Linked DNA regions of Homo sapiens: region 1 is linked to region 2. Evidence: chromatin loops called from intact Hi-C (ENCODE). Cell type or tissue: dorsolateral prefrontal cortex. All regions are shown on one strand.

What was found. Hi-C counts contacts between places; a loop is a spot of excess contacts. Peaks named below come from ENCODE experiments on the same cell type or tissue, not always from the same donor. Only the 100,000 strongest peaks of a DNase experiment are listed, where the experiment ranks them.
Region 1: a loop joins it to region 2, with 5 times the contacts of the local background. A loop is called at or near these places in 10 of 110 quality-filtered maps.

The regions. Positions count from the first base shown.
Region 1 is chr6:35,046,912-35,051,911 of GRCh38, forward strand. The region is part of intron 11 of ANKS1A (ankyrin repeat and sterile alpha motif domain containing 1A); the gene reads left to right. Among named protein-coding and RNA genes, the nearest start is that of TCP11, 92 kb to the right of the region's middle. RefSeq lists enhancers at 864-1,712, 1,713-2,559. In dorsolateral prefrontal cortex, CTCF peaks have their summits at 2,116 (motif pointing left), 2,328 and 3,160; DNase peaks (open chromatin) are centred at 1,520, 1,910 and 3,140; H3K4me3 peaks cover 2,928 bases; H3K27ac peaks cover 5,000 bases.
Region 2 is chr6:35,137,905-35,142,904 of GRCh38, forward strand. It overlaps TCP11 (t-complex 11), which reads right to left and starts at 3,435. Exons shown (of 10, transcript NM_001370687.1): 1 at 3,301-3,435; 2 at 2,843-2,980. The coding sequence starts at 2,966. In dorsolateral prefrontal cortex, CTCF peaks have their summits at 2,188 (motif pointing left) and 2,391; a DNase peak (open chromatin) is centred at 2,197; H3K27me3 peaks cover 700 bases.

The DNA.
Region 1 (5,000 bases), 91 kb before region 2:
GCCAGCCAGTCCTCACCCAGCCTCTTCTGGTAGTTTTCCACTCTAAATTTTGCCTATTCTAGAACTTCATATAAATGGAATCACTGCAGCATGTGCTCTTTTGTATGTCTTATCTGAAAGGTTTTAACTAGTGCTTTAAACTGAAGTCTAGGGACTCTGTCAACTTCATTTATACACCTTCTTCCTGTTTCGCAAGTTCAGAGGTAATTAGGAGTGGTAAACTGCAGGAAATCTCAAGGCAGCTGATGGATCCTGATAGTGTATTTGTATTAAGTATGTATGTATGTATTTTTAAACCTTAAGTATATATAATTTGGTACTCAGAATCCTACATTTGACCACCCTGATATTATAAGACAGGTGTTCCCCTGTAGAATCTGAGGAGCTAAGACCCCTTTCCCTGGCCACACTGCTAAGGAAATTGATTCTGAGTAGAAGTTTAGGATGTTTTCTTTGGCCTGGTTTTATCCACAGCCAGACCAGCAGTGTGCTGTAATGACATTCAGATTGTGAAAGAACCAGACCGAGAGACAGTTACTTGGAGGCTGGTGGGGGTGCCCGAAGGACCAACTGGCAGATTAACCAGTGTTTTTAGGTAACTGCAGGCTTTCTGAGGTTTGTGTACTTCCTCCTCACCCCTCCCCACCATGCCTGGGTGAAAAGTAGATTGTGTACATTGAACTAGAACCCAAATACATAATCCTCATTAATCTTTTAGATTCTTGTCCCACTTATTGAAGCCAGTACTTGGCTTATAACCCAGAGTTATGTGGCAAGCAGTAATAAAGTTAATTGGAATCTAGGTCTCCCAACTTTTTTATTCTTTCAGCAGTTTCTTGGCGCTTTGAGTAAAAGATTACTTTTACATTAGGCTGTTCTGGTATGAGAAGGTCATTTGGCAAGTATTGGTTCCGTGTATTTCCTTCACGTCATGTCAAGTCAGGGCCATGTATTTCCTCCCGGTCATGTTCATGTCATGTCCATGTATTTCCTTTCTGTCAAGCTGCAGATGTGGGCCTAAGCCCTGACCTCTGAGTCAGGGAAAGGGCCAGCTGGTAGTTGCGGGGTGTGAGGTGCTTTTGGGGAGCAAGACCAAATATCAGCAACCCAAGAGGTATAGGAAAGACAAAAATGAGGGGGCAGGTGGGAGGTTAGAGCCTTAGACCACGCTCTGGAAGCCAGAGCTCCGTGGCTTTCCTCTCTCCACCAGCCTAGCCTGGTGCAAAGACAAAAGGCAGGCTTTAATTGGAGCCTTTGTCAGGGAAGACGGACAAAGCACTTTTGAAACAAAACAGCTCTGTTGTCTCTCAGCCTAGTAGGAAAAGGGGAGTTGAAAAAGAAGGTGACGATGTAAAGGGGATTGAAGTAGGGGGACACAGCAATTAACATGGTAACAACCCAAATGCCCCACGGTAAGACACAGCTGAAGTGGAGACTGAGCCCGCTCTGTGGAAAAGGGAGTTCCTCATTGTTAGCCGCCATGTCTGGTCGCCTCGGCAAGGACAGCCCTGAGCCCGCTGGCAGATAGTTACTCATTCCCTGCCATGCGCCTTTCCCCTCCCCCATCCCCTTCTGCCTCCCTCTCCTAAAAGCAGTTGACAAGGTTAGAAAATCAGGACAAATAATTTACTTCAATCCATCTTTGTTTTCCTGAGGCCATGCGCAATTCAGTCTGGGAGGAGAAGGAAAAAAAATCACCCAGACCCTGGCCAGTGACCCTTTTTCAGATGTGGAATCAAAGCCCACTCTAGGCTGAGAGGCGTCTGCTGCTAAGAGGCAGAAGACAGAGATGGTGATGAATTCTTATGTGGTTTCTGGGCCTGAGAGTGCAGCTGTCAGCAGTCTTTAGGGTTCTCTGCACAGCCTAAGGAACTGATTTTGACGTCAGCAGTCGCCTGATGGGATCGGCACAGAGCATCTGGTGAGGCTGAGGAGGCTGCGGCTCAGTCGCTCAGCCCCCGGCTCCTGGGAAGGGGGAGCACTGTCCAAGCAAGGCCATCGAGCCAGAGGAGAGGGTCTGCCACTTTGCCCCCGTGCAGCAGGAAGCAGGTTCGGCTGCCAGTGGCACCAGCGAAAGTGAGAGCACTGCCCTCTGTGGGCAGTTTGGGAGTGCCTGTGGAGGAGAGCTTCAGTTTCCTCACCTGAAAAGTAGGGTAATAAGTTTGCTTGGCTGTGAGTCGAGGCTCTGCAGGATTGCTCAGAGAAGGGATCAGCTGAAAGTTGTGGAGTGTGAGGTGCTTTGGGGGAGTGCCAACCTTGTGCCAGCAACTCAGAGAGTCAGAAAAACGTAAAAATGAGGAGGGAAAGGGAGTTAGAGAATTCATACTGGTCCAGAAGGGAGAGTGTTGGCTGCCTTCCCCCCTTCCCCTGTTAGTGTAAAAGTGACCAGTGTATTAGCGATAGCTAACAAACATTTGTCATCGAACACCACCAGTGTGCTAGCTGTGTACAAGGCATATGGTGGGATCTAAAGAAAACAGCGTGGCGCAGGGTCCTTACCCTGAATGGTTCTTTAGTGTCTCTGGGACACACCATAAAACAGTTAATCAGGGAAGTAATCCTGCAAAGCAGAAGGTGTTTCTGGGCCAATAAGGTCATCAGTGCCGAGTGGAAGAGGCGAGGTGGAAGGTGTCTCCCGCCCCGTGGCTCAGGCCTAAGGAGACTGATGTGTGTTTTCCAACTGGCAGGGGGTCCTAGGGCACCAACAGCTCCCAGGCAGCAGAAAGGGTGTTAGGAGGGAATGTCTGATGTCAGGAGCCAACTCAGTTATAGAAACTTCTCTCGTGCTCCCATTTACACCAAAGGAAAGTAAAAGGAAAGTGATTCCTTTCCCATCCTCCTCTACATGGGGCCCCAACGAAAGACATATTGACCAGACTGATTCCTGCTCTCCTGATATTTGGCCCCATGTCGTAGCCCTGCACACAGCCGTGACTTGTACTGCCTCCTGAAAGGGAGCCAAGTTACACCAAAGCTTGAGGTCCGCCTGTGCCCAACACACTTCCTGGCACACAGAAGACCCATCAAAACTCTTTCTTTCCCCTCCTTCAACTCCCAGTATTTATTAAAAAGCTAGTTGTCATCTGCGTGGCTCTGCCGCCTGGTGATGGGGGATGGAGACCTCTCCATACAGAGCTCCACCTCCCATCCCCACCCCGTGGGCAGCCAGAATCCTGCGGTCTAAACAAGCAGATGTCAGATGGCCTGAGCAGCAGTATCTCCAGTGTTTGTTTTTGTTCTTGTTTTCAGCCATATGGGGAATACATTTTACACAGCCCTGGCAGGGAAAAATAGTCTAAACAGAGTCGTCCTGAAAACTTTTTGAAAATGGAGTATTTCCAAGCATTTTTTGAAGACAAGAGTCCATTATGGTGATAACTTTCAAGTCCTTATATTAACAAACACGAGTATAAGTTTTCAGTCAGTTCACGTGAAGTGCACTAATAAGGAAGCATGGCCATTTCTCATCTCTCTCCAAAAATGTCACTCATCCAAAACCACAGAAAAAGAGGAGAACACTAAATGGTGCCCGTCCATTACACTTAACCTGCCTCTTCCCCTGAAATGCAGACCATTTCTGGGAAAGCTGCCTGTTCAGATTTTTTTTTAACTTAAAGCTAGGAGGTTAAACTGCATGAAGTGTATAGATCAGAATGATATCTGCTGTGTCTGAACGCTCTTCTTTGTGTAGATTGAAATGATCTTATTTCCTCTCTGCTGGTTCTGGGCATGAGGGTGAGTCTGAGGCAAGGAGAGAAGATGAGCTCCGGCTTCTCCCCATCTGCACAGCTCAGGCTGAGGGCTTGGGCAGACCACAGCTCCAGACACTCTGTGGTGCCAGGGTGGGGACCTGCCAATCTCTGCCCAAACAGGACCTCTTCGCTGCCATGTCCCTCCTGGCCCTGAGCTTCCACCAAGACAGGTTCCAGTTGCTGAGGAAGGAGTCCAGGGTTACAGGCTGTGAGTCCATTGCCGAGGACCCTGAGTTTTTCTGGAACTAGAACCAGCTCAGCTTGACTTAGCCATGGCAGTTCACAGAACAATAGAACAACTTCCTAGCCTGGGCAAAATCGTCCTGAGAGCATCCATTAGCATTTCCCAGCCGGTCTGCAGTCTGGAACACCTCACATGGATACCCGGGTTTCTGGGTCAGGCACCTGTAACCCCAGTGCTTTGGGAGGCTGACGCGGGAGGATCCCCTGAGCCCAGGAGTTCAAGGTTTCAGTGAGCCATGATTGCGCCACTGCACTCCAGCCTGGGTGACAGAGCAAGACCATGTCTCAAAGAAAAAAAAAAGAAAAGAAAAGAAACCTGGGCTTCTGCTGGCCTATGTCAGTTGACTAGTGGGTGACTCCTGGGGCAAGCAGGAAAGAGCAGAGCGGAGAAGCAGCGAGGGTGCTCAACTCTGTTCACTCTGATGCCAAAAGGCCCTTCGGCAAAATTTCACAAATTGTACCACCAACGGATGCTGATTGGACAGGCCAGCTGGGGCTTCGGATGTTAAGTGATTATGGTGATAATGAAATATATAATATGACTTTATTTCAGAGGATACCCTGGAGTCACCCCACCATTTCAGCCCTTTCCTTCCCCAGCACGCTGCATGGCCGTGGAGAACAGCTTTTCCAGTGCAGACTCTAAAGAAATGGAAACTACACTTTGGTTCATTCACAGATTCATTCAATAGGTTCTCTATTTACCATGTGCCAGGCCCAGCGGGTGACAAGGCAAATAAAATACGCTTGATGCCAACCCTCATTGGTGTCTACAGTGTTAAGCTCTGCGTGTGAGTAGAATAGAATGCGGAGAGGCAACTGGGAGATGGGTAAGGGAGACTTTTCTCTGAATAACATTTTGTATCTTTTGAATTTTGAATCATGTGAATGTATCAAAAAATAAGTGTAAGTAAAAATATTTTTACAACTTTAAAAATAGGTTTTACTGGACTGGAGCACTCAGAGGACAACAGAGCGGAAGTGGAAAGCAAACTAACCTTTTAT
Region 2 (5,000 bases):
TGTATAATTTTTCTATAGTAAAAAGATTTGAAAATGTAAAAAGGAAAAATAAGGTTACTGTAGAAAAGTTACACAGGAGAATGCCCCTGTTCTTAGATACATGATGAAATATTTAGAGGTAAAGTCATGACTTTGTATCTCACCCCAGTTAAAATGGCTTTTATCCAAAACTCAGGCAATAACAAACGCTGGTGAGGATGTGGAGGAAAGGGAACCCTCATACACTGTTGGTGGGAATGTAAATTAGTACAGCCACTATGGAGAATAGTTTGGAGGTTCCTCAAAAACCTAAAAATAGAGCTACCACATGATCCAGCAATCCCACTGCTGGGTATATACCCAAAAGAAAGGAAATCAATCTATCGAAGAGATATCTGCACTCCCATGTTTATTTCAGCACTATTTATGATAGCCAAGATTTGGAAGCAACCTGTGTCCATCAACAGACAAATGGTAGATATACACAATGGAGTGCTATTCAGCCAAAAACAAAAAAACAACACAAGATCTTGTTATCCGCAACAACGCAGATGGAACAGGAGGTCATTATGTTAAGTGAATTAAGCCAGGCACAGAAAGAAAAACTTCACATGTTCTCACTTATTTGTGGGAGCTAAAAATTAAAACAATTGAACTCATGTAGATAGAGAATAGAATGACAGATAACCAGAGGCTGGGAAGGGTAGTTGGGTGGGGGGTTGGGGGGTTGCAGGGAAGCACAGATGGTTAATGGGTACAAAAAATAGAATGAATAAGATCTAGTATTTGAGAGAACAGAATGACTGTAGTCAACAATAATTTAGTTGCACATTTTAAAATAACTAAAAGAGTATAATTGGATTGTTTGTAACACAAAGGATAAATCCTTGAGATGATGTGTACCGCATTTACCCTGATGTGATTATTACACATTGTATGCCTGTATCAAAATATCCCATATACCTGATAAATATACACACCTACTATGTACCCACAAAAATTTAAAAATTAAAAGAAGTCAAGGCCAGGTGCTGTGGCTCTTGCCTATAATCCCAGCACTTTGGGAGGCTAAGGCAGGCAGATCACCTGAGGTCAGGAGTTCGAGACCAGCCTGGCCGACATGGTGAAACCCCGTCTCTCCTAAAAATACAAAAATTAGCTGGGCATGGTGGCACATGCTTATAATCCCAGCTACTCAGGAGGCTAAGGCAGGAGAATCGCTTGAACCCAGGAGGTGGAGGTTGCAGTGAGCCGAGATCGCACCATTGCACTCTAGCCTGGGTGACAGAGACTCCGTCTCAAAAAACAGCTAGTTTATAAAAAAAAAAAAACCCATCAACAACAACAAAAATTAAAAGAAGTCAAGACGTTGCAATTTTAAAAGGCAGGAGGGGGAAATACAGGGAGAGAGAAAAAGCAATACGGCAGAATATTAACACTGTGGGCATTCACTGTATTATTTTTTACTTTCCAGCAGACTTACGATATTTAAAAATAAAAAGTTAAGGAGATTGTAGACCTTTACCAAAAATCCACTGAGTCTCTGCTTAGGTAAACATGAAGGTGAACTGGACCTTAAGTGGACGCTTGAGGTTCCCTTTATTTCTGCAGCCTCTCTGAAGTCTTTAGTTTCAGCCAAAATGGCAAAACACAATCAAATATGTAAACAGACTCACTGCTAATTCACTAATGCTAAATGAGAGCTAAGAGAAAATCTTCAGAAGGGGATTGAACTACAGCAGCTTATTGAGGGACGGAGGGAAATATACACAGAAACACTTTCCAACTACAACAAATCAAAGTTCATAGCCTGCCTTGATAAGACTTCTGTTGCTCAAAAGTTACACAGCACTAAGCAATTCCAAAACAGCTCTAAAATTCAGGAATGAGGAGAGCTCAAAGAGAAATTAGAGATAAAATTTAACCGAAATAGATTTTAAAAATCCAGATCCCAAGGACAAAGACATTTTCAAGTAATATAACAACCAAGTCAACCTAATACACAAAATTTCAAATTTTTTTAAAAAGGAATTTGATTATTCATTTTACTGAGAGTTGTTTTATATATGGACTCATTTAAATAGACACCTCAAAAACTTAAATTGTGTGTACAAAAAAACGGATTTTTCATCCTACCTCAGGTTCATAGCTGTTGGAAATGACCCCAATATGCCTTTTGGTGCCATTCAGTTAACCAGCAGCGACCTCATGTGGCCACAAGAAAAACCAATCTAATTCAGCCGCAAAGCCTCAATCTAATTTTTCGCATTTCAATAGTCAAGAATTTTATCTTGAGTTGTTGCACACGGACAGCTCCTCAGTTTGATGACTAGTTACGTTCTCTGGAGATTAAGAGAAATACAGCATGAGTCCCAGTGAGACTGGACCTACCACGAAGCGCGGAGAAGACCTTGTGCCCCAACAAGAACACAAAAGAACACCCACTACAGAACCGAGCTAGAGACTGGGCCCAGGACACTACTATTTCTTGAGTTAGCAAAGCGCTGAGAAAACCCAATTCCCGTCTGGGATCATTTGGGTTCTTTAAAATCAATCCCAGATCTATCTGCCAATCCCCCCTACATATTCAAAATACAATACAAAGGAGGGCTTTGAACCGACTCAGTCTCAAATCTTGTCAGATTCAAGTAATCACGCTTGGGTCACTTCTTTCTCTAGAACCAAAAACTCTTTGAAGACCTCTGCCCTCGGGCCTGTAAGTAAAGGCGGGTGGGGGAGAAACGGAGAAAGACAAACGAGAGAGGGATAGTGAAGAGAGAAAACTTGGGGGATGGGGGGGCCTGCGGACCCCCCACACTAAGCACCCCCTAGGGGGCCACAGGGACTGCCGAGCTGGACCTACAGGGAGGGGGGTCCTCGGAGCCGCTCTTGTCTTCCTGGGGGGGTCCTGAGGTTTCGGGCTTACAGGACCTGCCCTCTGAGTCGCCAGGATATTTCGGGGGCACACTCTCCTTGACGTCTGGCATTTTGCTGATGGTATCTGGGTGAGGGAGAAAGGCGTGTTGTTGGCGTCGGGGAAGGGGCCTCCCCAATTGCCAAGGGGGTCCCTGGGGGCGGCGGGAAGGGGGGTAGCGGCCTCAGGGTCTTGGGGGTGCTGAGGGGCAGAAAGGGGCAAAGGAGCGTGGAGGAGCGGAAGTCGAGAGTGGGACAGAAGTGGAGCGCTGGGCGGCAACGAGGAAACTAAAGCCACAGAAGCCCGGCGCAGGGCGGGAAGCGTGGGAAGGCCCCTTCCTTCGCGGCGAGGTGCCCCCCTCGCCCGAAACGCCGGCCCAGGCCCGCCTCCGGCTCCCAGGCCGTCACCTCCTCCTCCCCCGCCGCGGGTCATCCACTGGCGTCCGCTCGGTGGGCCTCGCGGCCTGGCGGCCTGGAGCGTACCACCGCGGCGGAGCGGCGGGTTGGGGCGTCGCACGGTGAGAAAGGCCGGGGCCTGAGAACAAACCGCCGCGGTCGCCGGGGCAACGGGACGGGGCACGTGCCCCCCCCGCCAGAGCCGGAAGCGGCAGGCTCGTGCGTCCCTCCTGAGCTCGAAGCCAACCAGGCCTCGAGCGGCTCGCTGCGGCCGGTTCATGCCGGTCAGCTCCCGCCCCTCGAGAAGGATGGCCTGGAACTGCTGAGACGAGGCCAGAGCATGCATGGGGCTTTTCTTCAGGCTGTTTGGACAGCCGAGAAGCCGAGCCACACCCAGGAGGGTTGTTTCACAGCGTGTGCCGCAGGGGCGCAGGGGCCGCGCTCTTTCCTCACATGTGGGAGAAGCGGAGGAGCCGCCAGGGCTGGGGCCAGGCTCTGCCCACTGGGGTTCCGCCCGTTGTCGCCCTCCGCCTCCTGGGCTCTAGCCCTTGCCTTTCTTGACTCTAAGTCTACTCTGTCGCCCTTGCAGTGATGTGAAGACCTGGAGTGCCCCTGCCTGAGAAAATAGAAAGGAAGCGTTTCCTCTTCACCTGCTCCCGTCTCTCTTTATTACTGTGTCATGACTTCTTACCATAAAAGTGTACAGTAACAAAACAAAACAAAAGATGAAAGTATTATGGTAAGAATCCGGGCGCGGTGGCTGACACCTGAGTCCAGCAGATCTCCTGTCAGGAGTTCGAGTCCAGCCTGGCCAACATGGTGAAACCCCGACTCTACTAAAAATACAAAAATTAGCCGGGCGTGGTGGCGGGCGCCTGCATTCCCAGCTATTCGGGAGGCTGAGGCAGAGAATTGCTTGAATCCGGGAGGCCGTGGTTGCAGTGAGCTGAGATTGCGCCACTGCACTCCAGCCTGGGCAACAGAGCGAGACTCTGTCTCAAAAAAACAAAACAAGGCCAGGCGCGGTGGCTCGAGCCTGTCATCCCAGGGCTTTGGGAAGCCGAGGCGGGTGGATCACCTGAGGTCAGGAGTTTGAGACCAGCCTGACCAACATGGAGAAACCCCGTCTCTACTAAAAATACAAAATTAGCTGGGCGTGGTGGCTCATGCCTGTAATCCCAGCTACTCAGGAGGCTGCAGCAGGAGAACCGCTTAAACCTGGGAGGCAGAGGTTGCGGTGAGCCGAGATCACGCCATTGCACTCCGGACTGGGCAACAAGAGCAAAACTCCGTCTCAAAAAAAAAAAAACAAAAACAACCTTTGCCTTGTTAGTGTGGAGTGTGGATGTTTCTTGCACAACTCTTGGGTTTGGAGGGGGAAATTATAAAGACACCCAAAAGCATTTGTGCTTAAAAAAAGTCCATTCCACCTTGAGGCCCAGGCATATACCAGGGGAGTGGCCTAGCCAAGTTACTGTTTATCCAGAGCATCTCAGACTCATCCATACCAAACCTACCCCTTCCTCCTCCTCGCCCTCTCCTGCTATTTCCCTCAGGGATGCCAACTGTGAAGCAGGCCAGCCTTCACCCTAAAACCACCAGAAGTGGGAGGAAGTTGCATGATGACTTCAGCAAAGAGTTCAATGAAATATGATGCTTCCTTATTACATAGGGAGATATTTAGGCTGGGTTATTGATTTCTCTTTAAAAAT